Linked DNA regions of Homo sapiens: region 1 is linked to region 2. Evidence: read pairs that join two places in POLR2A ChIA-PET (ENCODE). Cell type or tissue: Panc1. All regions are shown on one strand. Each heading gives the region's core, and the rest is flanking DNA. Links, peaks and the distances in the headings are about the cores only. Region 1 overlaps AFG2A (AAA ATPase AFG2A). Region 2 has its middle 14 kb from the start of SPRY1.

Evidence for each region. Peaks named below come from ENCODE experiments on the same cell type or tissue, not always from the same donor. Only the 100,000 strongest peaks of a DNase experiment are listed, where the experiment ranks them.
Region 1: POLR2A ChIA-PET joins it to region 2 with 6 read pairs; 1 of 35 experiments calls an interaction of 5 or more read pairs at or near these places.

The regions. Positions count from the first base shown.
Region 1 is chr4:123,109,968-123,115,346 of GRCh38, forward strand. The region is part of intron 14 of AFG2A (AAA ATPase AFG2A); the gene reads left to right. Among named protein-coding and RNA genes, the nearest start is that of AFG2A, 190 kb to the left of the region's middle. In Panc1, for the core only: no CTCF peak of the experiment used is centred there; no DNase peak of the experiment used is centred there; H3K27ac peaks cover 2,690 bases.
Region 2 is chr4:123,408,145-123,413,523 of GRCh38, forward strand. No RefSeq gene overlaps it. Among named protein-coding and RNA genes, the nearest start is that of SPRY1, 14 kb to the left of the region's middle. In Panc1, for the core only: no CTCF peak of the experiment used is centred there; no DNase peak of the experiment used is centred there; H3K4me3 peaks cover 584 bases; H3K27ac peaks cover 5,000 bases.

The sequences.
Region 1 (5,379 bases), core at 235-5,234, 300 kb before region 2:
AATTGTATATCTTTTAATTTGTTTTCTCTGTTCTTCATTGAGAAAGTTAGTATTTTCTGTTTTTAACTTCTCACTTTAGCTACATGTAGTTTTTTCTTGGGGGTGATATGTGTTTAGTAGAAGGTAGTTCAGTAATATATTTACTGAATAGCAAAACGAACACTAAGATTAAAGCTCATGTTAACTACTCTGATGGCCTTGAGGAAGTAATGCTGAGAGTTTAATCACCATTAAGTAATTAAGAATAATTTCTCATAAAAGTTCTCTTCCTTCCAGTTATATTCATGACTGTGTTTTGGTGATAGTTGATTGCCCTGCTTACATAGTTGCAAAATTGGTAAGGAGAACAGTATTCTGCAGCCAAGTTTCCATGAGTTGATATTTCACATTCACATTTGTGACCTAAACCTGTATTCTGGCAGACAGTGAGAAAAGCCAAATGTTCTCGTAAGCAGCAAGGATTTTCTTCATGGAAAACAAAGAAGTAAAAATGTAATCCAAGCAAAACTATCATGTATATACTGAATTTTATAGGTATATCTACAGAAAATTAATATTTGCTTTTATGCATTTTATTACAAGTTTATTTTGTTAGGTATTATATTTGAAGTAAAAAATAAAATACAAAATTGAATACATAAAGGGAAATCAGAAAAACCCAGAAATATTACTCTAAGATAATAACAATTATTACCACTTTTATTTGAGCACATGCACTATACCAGGCACAGCACACCGTGCTTTATGTACATAATCTGTAACTCTCCTGACAACCCTGCAAAGTAGTACCTCTGTTTACATTTTGAAGATGAGAAAATTACTGCTCAAAGAGATTAAATAGCTTGCCATGATTCAGGAACTAGTAAGTAATGAAGGCAGTATTGTAAGGCAGGACTTTCTGTCTCCCCAGATACCTTATTCTTTATCCCGTAGCATGTCATTTTTCTCCAGTATTGTCATGATGTGTCATCAGATGACTATACTTTTTATCCATACTTTATTTAAAAATTTTATGTGTTAGAAAACTTATACTCTAGACATTTAAAATTTAAATTTTCATAACATAGTATGCTTCTGAATAACCTGAGAAGAATGTTACACAAAAGGAGATGGCTTGCTGATTCCGTGGAGTAATAAATGCCTACCTGTTTTCATTTTGAAGTTGAAGCCATTGCTTCTAATTTTAAGCCAACCTGTATTTTTTTTTCATTTTACCTTTCACATCTTCATAACATGTATTTGGCCTTATATAGCTGTGAAAATTGATTGTACAAATTGGTTTGAGCATATGAGACCTATGAACACTTGTATTCTGACTTAGCATAGAGTTTTATATTTTCTGAGTAGCATAGACCCATATATTTTTGGACACCCCTCGTATTTTACATTTAATAGAATGATGAACATGATTCATTAAGCCTTTCTTTGATGAAAGACAGAAACCACAGAGCAATGAAGATATTGGCATTTCTGATAAAGTTTGTATATTAAAGTCTTATGGTAGCCTATGAAAAAGAGCTTGTTTGGAAAAATTGAGAGATTCAAGTTTTGTATTATACTTAAGTTTTGTCACTTCATCAAATGCCTCCCTTTCTATGTCTTATCATGAATTTATTTTTTTCCCTTTAATAGTAGATCAAATATAGATAGCCAGGAAAGAGTAAAAGGTCAGTTATGGTAATATAGTGAAGATGTTTCATTCATACTTTAATATTATACAAGTATTAGTTTTGTATTATACTTCTTCTTCTTCTTCTTCTTCTTCTTATTATTATTATTATTATTTTGAGACAGAGACTCACCCTGTCGCCCAGGATGGGGTGCAATGGCATGATCTCTGCTCATTGCAACTTCTGCCTTCTGGGTTCAAGTCATTCTTCTGCCTCAGCCTTCTGAGTAGCTGGGATTACAGGCATGTGCCAATTTTTGTATTTTTGTGAAGACAGGGTTTCACCATGTTGGCCAGGCTGGTCTTGAACTCCTGACCTCAGGTGATCCGCCTGCCTCAGCCTCCCAAAGTGCTGGGATTACAGGTGTGAGCCACCGCACCCAGCTATACTTACTATTTTAGAAGAACTTTATGAACACTATTAATAATAAAATTGCTTTAAATTATTATCTATTGAGTGAATGAATGGCTGGCTGACTGAATGAATGCATACATTCAGAACTCTGGACTCCAAAATCTTTTAGAGTCTCCCTTTGAGTGGAAACTACTCTTCCTTGATTTTGGAAATGTTAAATTAAAAGATAGCTTAATATTGGTGTTGCTCCTTTCTATAATTGTCAAAAAGAAGTTATAGTGTCCTCATAAAGACAAATAAGGAGATAAAGAAAAACAAAAATAATTGAGTTAAATTGTTAATTTTTGTTTGTTTTATGTGATCCTCAGATTCTTGGGATTAAAATTCAAGCAGGGATGCAGTCTTCTTTTGAGTTACATGTTAGAGTCTGTGACATTAGCATTCTCTATCTCAAGCAGAAATGCTACCAAAATGGTTCTTGATTTAAGGATGTGATTTCTTTTATAGTCAGTATTTTTAACATATCACATTTGAGTCTTTTAAAACTTAACTGCTTCCTTCTTTCACATATCAGTTTCTCTTCCATCAGAGAGAATAGTGATATGGAATCATTTTGTCTGAATGGTTGGCTAAAAGTACATACTGTAGAAGGTAGAAACTTAAATACAGGATAATGAATTTTTTTTATATCTGATTCCCATTAGCATTGACATTTTTTTTTTCTGTTTCCAGACCATAAAAGCTTCTTCCAAAAGTATCCACAGGCACAGAAGCTCTGTTTAGATTTTTCCTATGTGCTTTCTTTTCTTGATATTTTGATTTTTTTCCAAAATGAGTTTGCTGTTTACTTTTGATGAAGTAAATATCTATATAAAATCTGAAGATTTTTATTTCTTGGATTTGGAGGGCAATTTGAACATTAGATTTTAAAGGCTTATACTTAAGATGACCATTAGTAGTTAAATCTGGTTTATAACTAATCTAGTGTAATTTAATTAATAGAGGTTAGTGTGGAGTCATTCATATATTTATATTTCCTGTTTCATATGTTTATAAATATTTGATGAGTATCATTGGCTTTTTTTCTCCAATGTGTTTGGATTCAAGGAATTAAGGGTCTGTATAAATACTTATTTTTCTGTGTGTGCATTTTCTTGTGTTTATTTTCATTGGTTTTGAGTTTGACTTAATATACACATGTGCATTTAAAAAGATGATCTTTCCAAAAGCTTTGCTTGGGATCTTTGCTAGGAGGATGAGTTAATGGATGGAGAGGGCTGCTTGCTTTACTGTTTATTTTCCCAGACAAATCCATGGAGACAGGCTGCTAATAGGATAGGAGAAAAACAACAAAAACAAATACAGCTTTTTGGCCTGGAACTGAATTGTATTATCTGTACTGTCAGAGCCTTTGCTCACTTACCCAGACGATCTCTACAGGGATTAAAGCTTCCTCCTGCATTTGCGATAACTTTCAGTATGCTGCAGCGTCATATCCAGTTAATATTAAAAAAAAAAATCTGGCTGTAAATAGTTACAAAATCCTCACCAAATCAACCTTTAGCAAGAGTGATTGTGCTGATTAATCAAACAAGATTGTCAGTAATTAAAGGAATACAGATGACTTGGATTTTATTTTCAGTTTTCATATGTAAATTCTTGCAGCCCTTCCCCAAGGTTGGGCCTGATTTTGTTATGGGATCTTTGGGCTGTTGCTTTTCTGACCAGCAACCTCTGTGGCCAGTGGCGCCTTTGCCTGAGTTCTTGTCCTGCATCTAGGAAGAATGAGGTACATAGACAAGTGGAGGGTGAGCAAGACAAAGAGGAGCTTTATTGAGTTAGAAAAGCTCAGAAGAGGCCTGCAGTGAGTAGCTCCTTTCTGTAGGCAGGTCATCTCGTTGAGTGTTGAGCTCTCAGCAGAGAGGAGGCCTGGAGTGGGTGGCTCCTCTCTGCAGGCAGGTTGTCCCGACGAATGTTCAGCTCTTAGCAGAGAGGGTAGCTCCTCTCTGCTGCTGGTCATCCTGTTGTCTGCAGCTCTTAGCAGAGAGGAGGCCCTGAAGAGGGTAGACTCCTCTCTGATGTTGATCATCCTGACCTCAGCAGCTCTCAGCAGAGAGGGTAGCTCCTCTCTGCAGTCGGTCCCTCCACTGGCTCTGCTCTGCTCTGGCTGAGTCCAGGGCTTTTATGAGCCTCAGAGGGGAGGAAGTGCATGCCGATTGGTCCATGGGCCTGCGGTAAAGGCACCACAAGTCCCCACTCTGGTCCGCAGGGCTGGCAGCCTGGCCCCCAGCCTTCAGGCCTGCCCTGTTCTGAAGATGAGGCCTCACCAGGGACCTGCCCTGCCCCTTCCCACCCAGGAACCTGTCTGCATCCTGCTGCTGCCCATCACACCCAGGCTGCTCACACCCGTGCCAAGGAGCACCCACAGGCCAGCCCAGAGCCTCATTCAGCTCCATCTTGGCCTCCCTCTCCTACTTGGCATCCATAGTCCAGAAGGGCCAAGGTGGCAGGAGGCTGGTGTGTCAGTGCTGCCTGGAGCAGCACACACCTGGCTGGGCCACAACAACGCTGGGACCAGGAAGAGGCCAGGCAATGGGAGCAGATACCCCTGAGTCTGCTGATGATGGGGGACCCACCTGGGTACTCGAGAGCACCAGGAGACCCAGGCCCACAGCCACAACCCAGGCAGCTGCAGCTGTGCCTGGGGAGCTCTCACCCTACCAACTCATAAGGGGCAGAGCTCCCGCCAGTCCCTGGCTCTGCAGAGTGTGCAGCATTGACTGTGCTGCCTTCTCTGCATCTCCCACAGTGGTGGCAGGTGAGGTGCAGGTGGCATAGTGGCCCTGGCCAACCCAGCACAAACAAACCCGATGCTCCCAGGGCTAGTCCTGTGAGTCCCAGTGGCAGCACCTTTGGCCAGGTGCTTGTGGGCTTTCAAGACATGGTGGGGCGCGAGGTTGAGGCTGCAATGGCGGCTCCGAACTTAGTAGCAGGTCCTGCTACCTGTGCGAGGGTGGAGGTGGCACAGTCCACCTTGAGGACATGGGACACAGGAGACTGTTGCCACTGCTGCTCTCACAGTTGCTTCTGCTATCCTGTCTGCCTCCTTGCAGCCTGGAGCAGGGCTCCAGGCCATCGCTGGGCTGGGCTGCCGTCCAAGGCAAGGATGACATTGCCGCAAGTTCCCCCTGTGGACCCGGCTCTCGGTGGCAGCCTGGGGCTCCTCCTCGCACAGCTTGAGACCCTGCCGGGGGGCACCTCTGGGGCAGATCGCGGGCCCCAAACCCAGTTGTCGGGAGCGCCAGGCTGAACAGTCACTCCGACGTGGGGTGGATCCTGGGGTTGCAGCGTCGGT
Region 2 (5,379 bases), core at 300-5,299:
AAATACAAAAATTAGCTGGGCGTGGTGGTGTGCGCCTTTAATCCCAGCTACTCAAGAGGCTGAGGAAGGAGAATCTCTTGAAGTCTGGAGGCAGAGGTTGCAGTGAGCCGAGATCATGCCACTGCACTCCAGCCGGGGCAACAGAACGAGAGTCCATCTCAAAAAAATAAATAAATAAAATAAAAATAAAAACTACTTGCTGCATTTGTACACGTGGTAAATGGCTGGAAGGAAGGAAAGAGACGTTGATTAAGGGGAGTGGAGGTTGAACAAAATTTCAGATTATTTGTGTTATAAAATTGAACACATTTGTTAAAGCACAATGGATTAATGATAGTCCATTGCAGAGAAATAAGTGCCATGAGGAGGGAGCCAGACAAAGCAAACAAGATGCAAGTCTGAGAAAACTCAGTTCCAGTTTGGCTAGCAGTGGTTCTCAGCCTTAGCCGCACATTAAAAGCAGCTGAGAGCAAAAGACACCACCCTCAGCAATGAACAAAAGTCTGTGCCTAGACCCCGCCTTAAGCTAGTTAAATCAGAATCTCTGAGAGTGGGCCTTGGCTTTCCTTTGTTTTAAAAGCACCCCAGATGATTCTACAGCTAGTCGAAACCCTCTGAGTTAGATCATAGGTATGTATAGGGGAATTGTGGGAGATTAAAATAGCAGAGATTAAGATAGGAAGGCCAATTTAGAAAAAGAAAGCCATAGGTATTATGGTCCTGACACAGCTTGTAGGTTAGTAGGAAGGGAAAGGGGGCGGGGTGTGAATGAGAGAACTATGGTCCATGGGGAATCTATGGGACTTTGCGGTTATTTGTATGTGGATTTCAGTTGGAGGAAAGAATTGATACTGAGCTTTTGGATTTAGGCAAATGGGAAAATGACAGTTCCATTAAATGAGTGGGATTTGTTTGGGGTATGTGGGGTAGGAAATGTTATTAGTTCTATTGGGATAAACAGATAATTATGAAAAAAAGTCTAGAGTTTAAGAGAGGTTAGTGACGGCCCATCATTCACATACAAGTGATAGGAGGTCCACAGTGTAGATCCCAAAGGAAAACAATGGAATTAAAAGCAGGCTAGAGACAAACCTTGAGGAACATACCTACATTTAGGGAGCAGAGAGAGGATATAGAGCCAATCAGTAAGAGAGATGGTCGAAGAAGCATAGGCACCAAGAGATTGGTATGTTTTAGAATCTAAAGGAGAAGACTTCTAAGGTGGAAATTAGTAATCGAATGTCAAAAGCTGCAGAAACTCCCAACTAAATTTAGTGAGTGGTATTTAGGTGAAGTTGTAATGAAAACCAGATTGCATGGGATTAGGAAATGAGTGGGAAGTAAGGATATGCAGGGTAACAGTTTCAGGCTGTTCACTCTAGACATTTTGAGATGATGGGAAAGTAACTAGAGGCAGGTAAACAGCTGAGAGTATTTTTAGAATAACAGAAACTTGAGCCTTTTTGCAGAAAGACAGCATGGGCAGTTGAAAGGGAGAAGAGGGAAGAGCGGGAGGGTCACAATCCTGGAAGAGGGAGGAGGAGATGGAAGAGAAAACACAAAGGGGAACTTTAACCTTGGCAAGACAGTTCTTCTCCCAGAGTAAAGGAAAAAATAAGAGGGAAGAAACAGATGTAATAGAATTTTAAGAGAGAGGAGGAAATTGTCAAAACACAGCCTGTTTTTGGTAAATAGAAGGATGGTCTTCTACTGATAGTTAAGACACATGACAGACCCAAATTGGTTCTTGAGGGCAGAGGTCTAGAATGGCTAGAGATGGGGACTGCTCATGGCTCAGTCAACAGACCAAAGCAGGTGAAGTGAAGAATAGTGAGAGCTCAAGCTCACATGAGACAGGGAATGTTTTAGGAGCCAATTTTCAGATTTTATCTAGATATTGTCTGCAGCTGGTTGTGGGGAGCAATTAAGGCAGAGAATAACTATTACCTGGGGCCAGTAAGAAATGGTGAATTTCACAGAGCTCAGGGATTTTAGGGCAGTAGCCTGAGTGTTTGCTAAAATGGCTAGCCAGAAAAAACTGTATCTCAACGAGGGTGAGATACAGGTTTACTGAGAGCAAGGCAATAGGAAAACTGAGGACAGCTGAGGACATAGGAGCAGTTCCAAGTCAAGACCCTAGAAGGTGGGCCTTTTTGTTTTGGGACAGGGTCTCGCTGTTTTGCCAGGGCTGGAGTGCTGTGGTGCAGTCATAGCTCACTGCAACCTCAAACTCCTGGGCTCAAATGACCCTCTCACCTCAACCTCCTGAGTAGCTGGGACAACAGGCATGCAGCACGACACCCAGCTAATTAAAAAAAACAAAAAAACAAAACTTTTTTTTTTTTTTTTTTTAGAGACAGGGCGTCATGATGTTGCCCAGGCTGGTCCCAATCCTCCTGCCTCAGCTTCCCAAAGTGCTGGGATTACAGGCATAAACCGCTACACCTGGCCAGGCAGGCCATTTTTAAATGCTGAGGAAACCTGGAGTTTCTCTGTGCTAACAGGTAGCTCAGGTGATAAGAGTTAGAGATATATGGAACTAAGGATGAAGATAAGGAGAAAATGGAGGCCAATGTGTTAGAAGAGTTGTTAATTTAGGTATTAAAATATTGGAAGTTGGCTGGGCGGTGGTCTGTAATCCCAACACTTTGGGAACATCTCTTGAGCTCAGGAGTTTGAGACCAGCCTGGGCAAATTGGAAGGCCCCTAAAAGAAATTCATCATTTCTTTCTTTTTTTTTTTTTTTGAAATGGAGCCTTGCTCCGTTGCCCATGCTGGAGTGCAGTGGTGCGATCTCAGCCCACTGCAGCCTCCAGGGTTCAAGAGATTCTCCTGCCTTAGCCTCCTGAGTAGCTGGGATTACAGGTGCCCACCACCATGCCTGGGTAACTTTTGTATTTCTGGTAGAGACAGAGTTTCACCATGTTGGCCAGGCTGGTCTTGAACTCCTGACCTCAGATGATCCACCTGCTTCAGCCTCCCAAAGTGTTGGGATTACAGGCGTGAGCCACCGCGCCTGGCCAGAAATTCATTATTTCTTATTGGCCGCAGGTAACACTTATTCTCTGCCTTAATTGCCCCCCACAATGAGCTGCAGGGAATGTCAAGATACATGTGAAAATAAATGTCTACATAAAATGTGAAAAACAGCCAGGTGCAGTGGCTCACGCCTGTAATCCCAGCACTTTGGGAGGCTGAGGTGGGTGGATCACGAGGTCAGGAGTTCAAGACCAGCCTGGCCAACATGGTGAAACCCCCGTCTCTACTAAAAATACAAAAATTAGCTGAGCATGATGGTGGGTGCCTGTAATCCCAGCTACTTGGGAGGCTGAGGCAGAGAATTGCTTGAACCTGGGAGGCAGAGGTTGCAGTGAGCCGAGATCGTGCTACTGCACTCCACCGTGGGCGACAGAGTGAGACTCTGTCTTCCAAAAAAAAAAAAAAAAATAGTGAAAAACGTTCATTGGCCAAAACATCTACAAAAAATTAGCCAGGCCTGGGGGCTTGTGCCTATAGTCCCTGCTACTCAGGAGGCTGAGGTGGGAGGATCCCTTTGAGCCCAGGAGGTTGAGGCTGTGGTGAGCCATGTTCCCACAACTGCACTCCAGCCCAAGTGACAGAGCAAGACCCTGTCTCAGAAAGAAAAAAAAAATGCTAGAATGATAGGTGGAGAAAAAAATATCTAGAAGCTGTTTATGTTTGGGAGGAATATTTTTAGGTGCTCTAACTTATTTCTAAACTAATGGATTACAAGAGCTGATAAAAATGTAGGATTTCTTAATAAGGATAATTTTAATAAGAAATGAACTAGTGGAGTAGAATTTATTGTAACGGATGTGCTCCATTTATAGCACAAACGATCTGTTAACAAAATCTGTTACTGAATAAAGAAAATATCTACATGAAATAGATTGACCTGTCAATTCAGTCAAAATAATACACACAGCCAAAAGACCTTCTGCTTTCCACATTCCCTTCTTTCAGCTTTTGTGCACTTCAGAGGCACTTGAGGAAGCAAAGAGATTCAGTCCAAGATCTTAGTCTTGCCTGCTTCACAGAGTTTGCACGTTGCAGATTTGCAGTGGAAGCTGTGAGTAAATTTGATTCCCTCACAGAAGTACATTTTATTCTTCTGGGCCACCCAGAATCTGTCTATTACTCTAAATGTAGAGAGGCCTATCTTTATAAAGAAAACTGTTGGTGTCAGAGTTATTTACAGAGCATGTGAAACTTTAACTTGTCACTTTGTGGTTTGTAAACCTGTTCTTTGAATTGCCTATAATTTCCCCTTTGTGTCTGCCTTTTTAGGTTTTACCCTTTAGTACCAGAAACAATTCAATTAGGGAAGACAAAAAAGGATGAAACCAACATTTATCGGTTTTAACATTTTGCTATCTAGTACCTGGAATCGTGATTATACAACAGAGGAAGAGCTCAGTAAATATTTGTTGTTGATCAACTTTGTAGATTTATTAAAAGCTTCAGAATAAGGAAAAATGCTGAGATTAATGTTTGCAGGGTCTTTTGATACCATTTCTAATGTCTACAATATTGGCAATTTTTGAGAGAAAATAAGAACTTGGCTTTGTCAACTATGCATTCATCAATTTAACAACTGTATCTTTGAATAGTAATTCGTAACTTTTTAGCAATGTGAATGATGCTATCACTGGCGGTAAATGGGGCCATGGAAACACTCTGGGAGGAGGCAGCCAAATCTGTCTTTGTAAATCAGAGAAGCCTTCATAAAAAAAGCCTTGAAAGATGAGTAGTAATGAGTCAAGTAGACAAGGGAGAGAAAAGCATTTTGGAAAAGTCCAAAGGCATGTTAAGTGGGAATGATCATGGCATGATGAGAACATTGCAAGTAATTTAGTATGTTTGGAGTGTAAGATGCCTGTGGGGAAAAGAGGAGCCAGTCATGGAAAGTGGAAATGTCATGTTTAAAAGTTTAGGCTCTATCCTGTGGGTGATAGTCATTGACAGATGATAATAAGGAGAATGGCATGAACAGATTAGAGTTTCAGAAGGATACTTAGGCAACACTGCATGCTGCTGATGGACTGGGGGGCAAGAGGGAGACCAGCTGGATAAATAATATAGGAGCCAAGGTGATTAATGTGACAGGGACAGTAGAGGCTGAAAGGAGGTTGTGAGCTTGATCTGATTGGTTGTAGAAGGTGGGGGAGGAGAAGTCTTGGCCATTTGGTACCGGGTTAACTCATCTCTGGTAATGGAAGGCAGAGACATTTGTGTAAATGAAATATAGAAGGAGATCAAAATTTTCCCCACTCAACATTCTACTAATTGTGCAGATTTAAGAGTCTCTCCCCGCCCCCAACCCCCCAACCCCCATCTCTCCTGGAATGGTTAATGAGT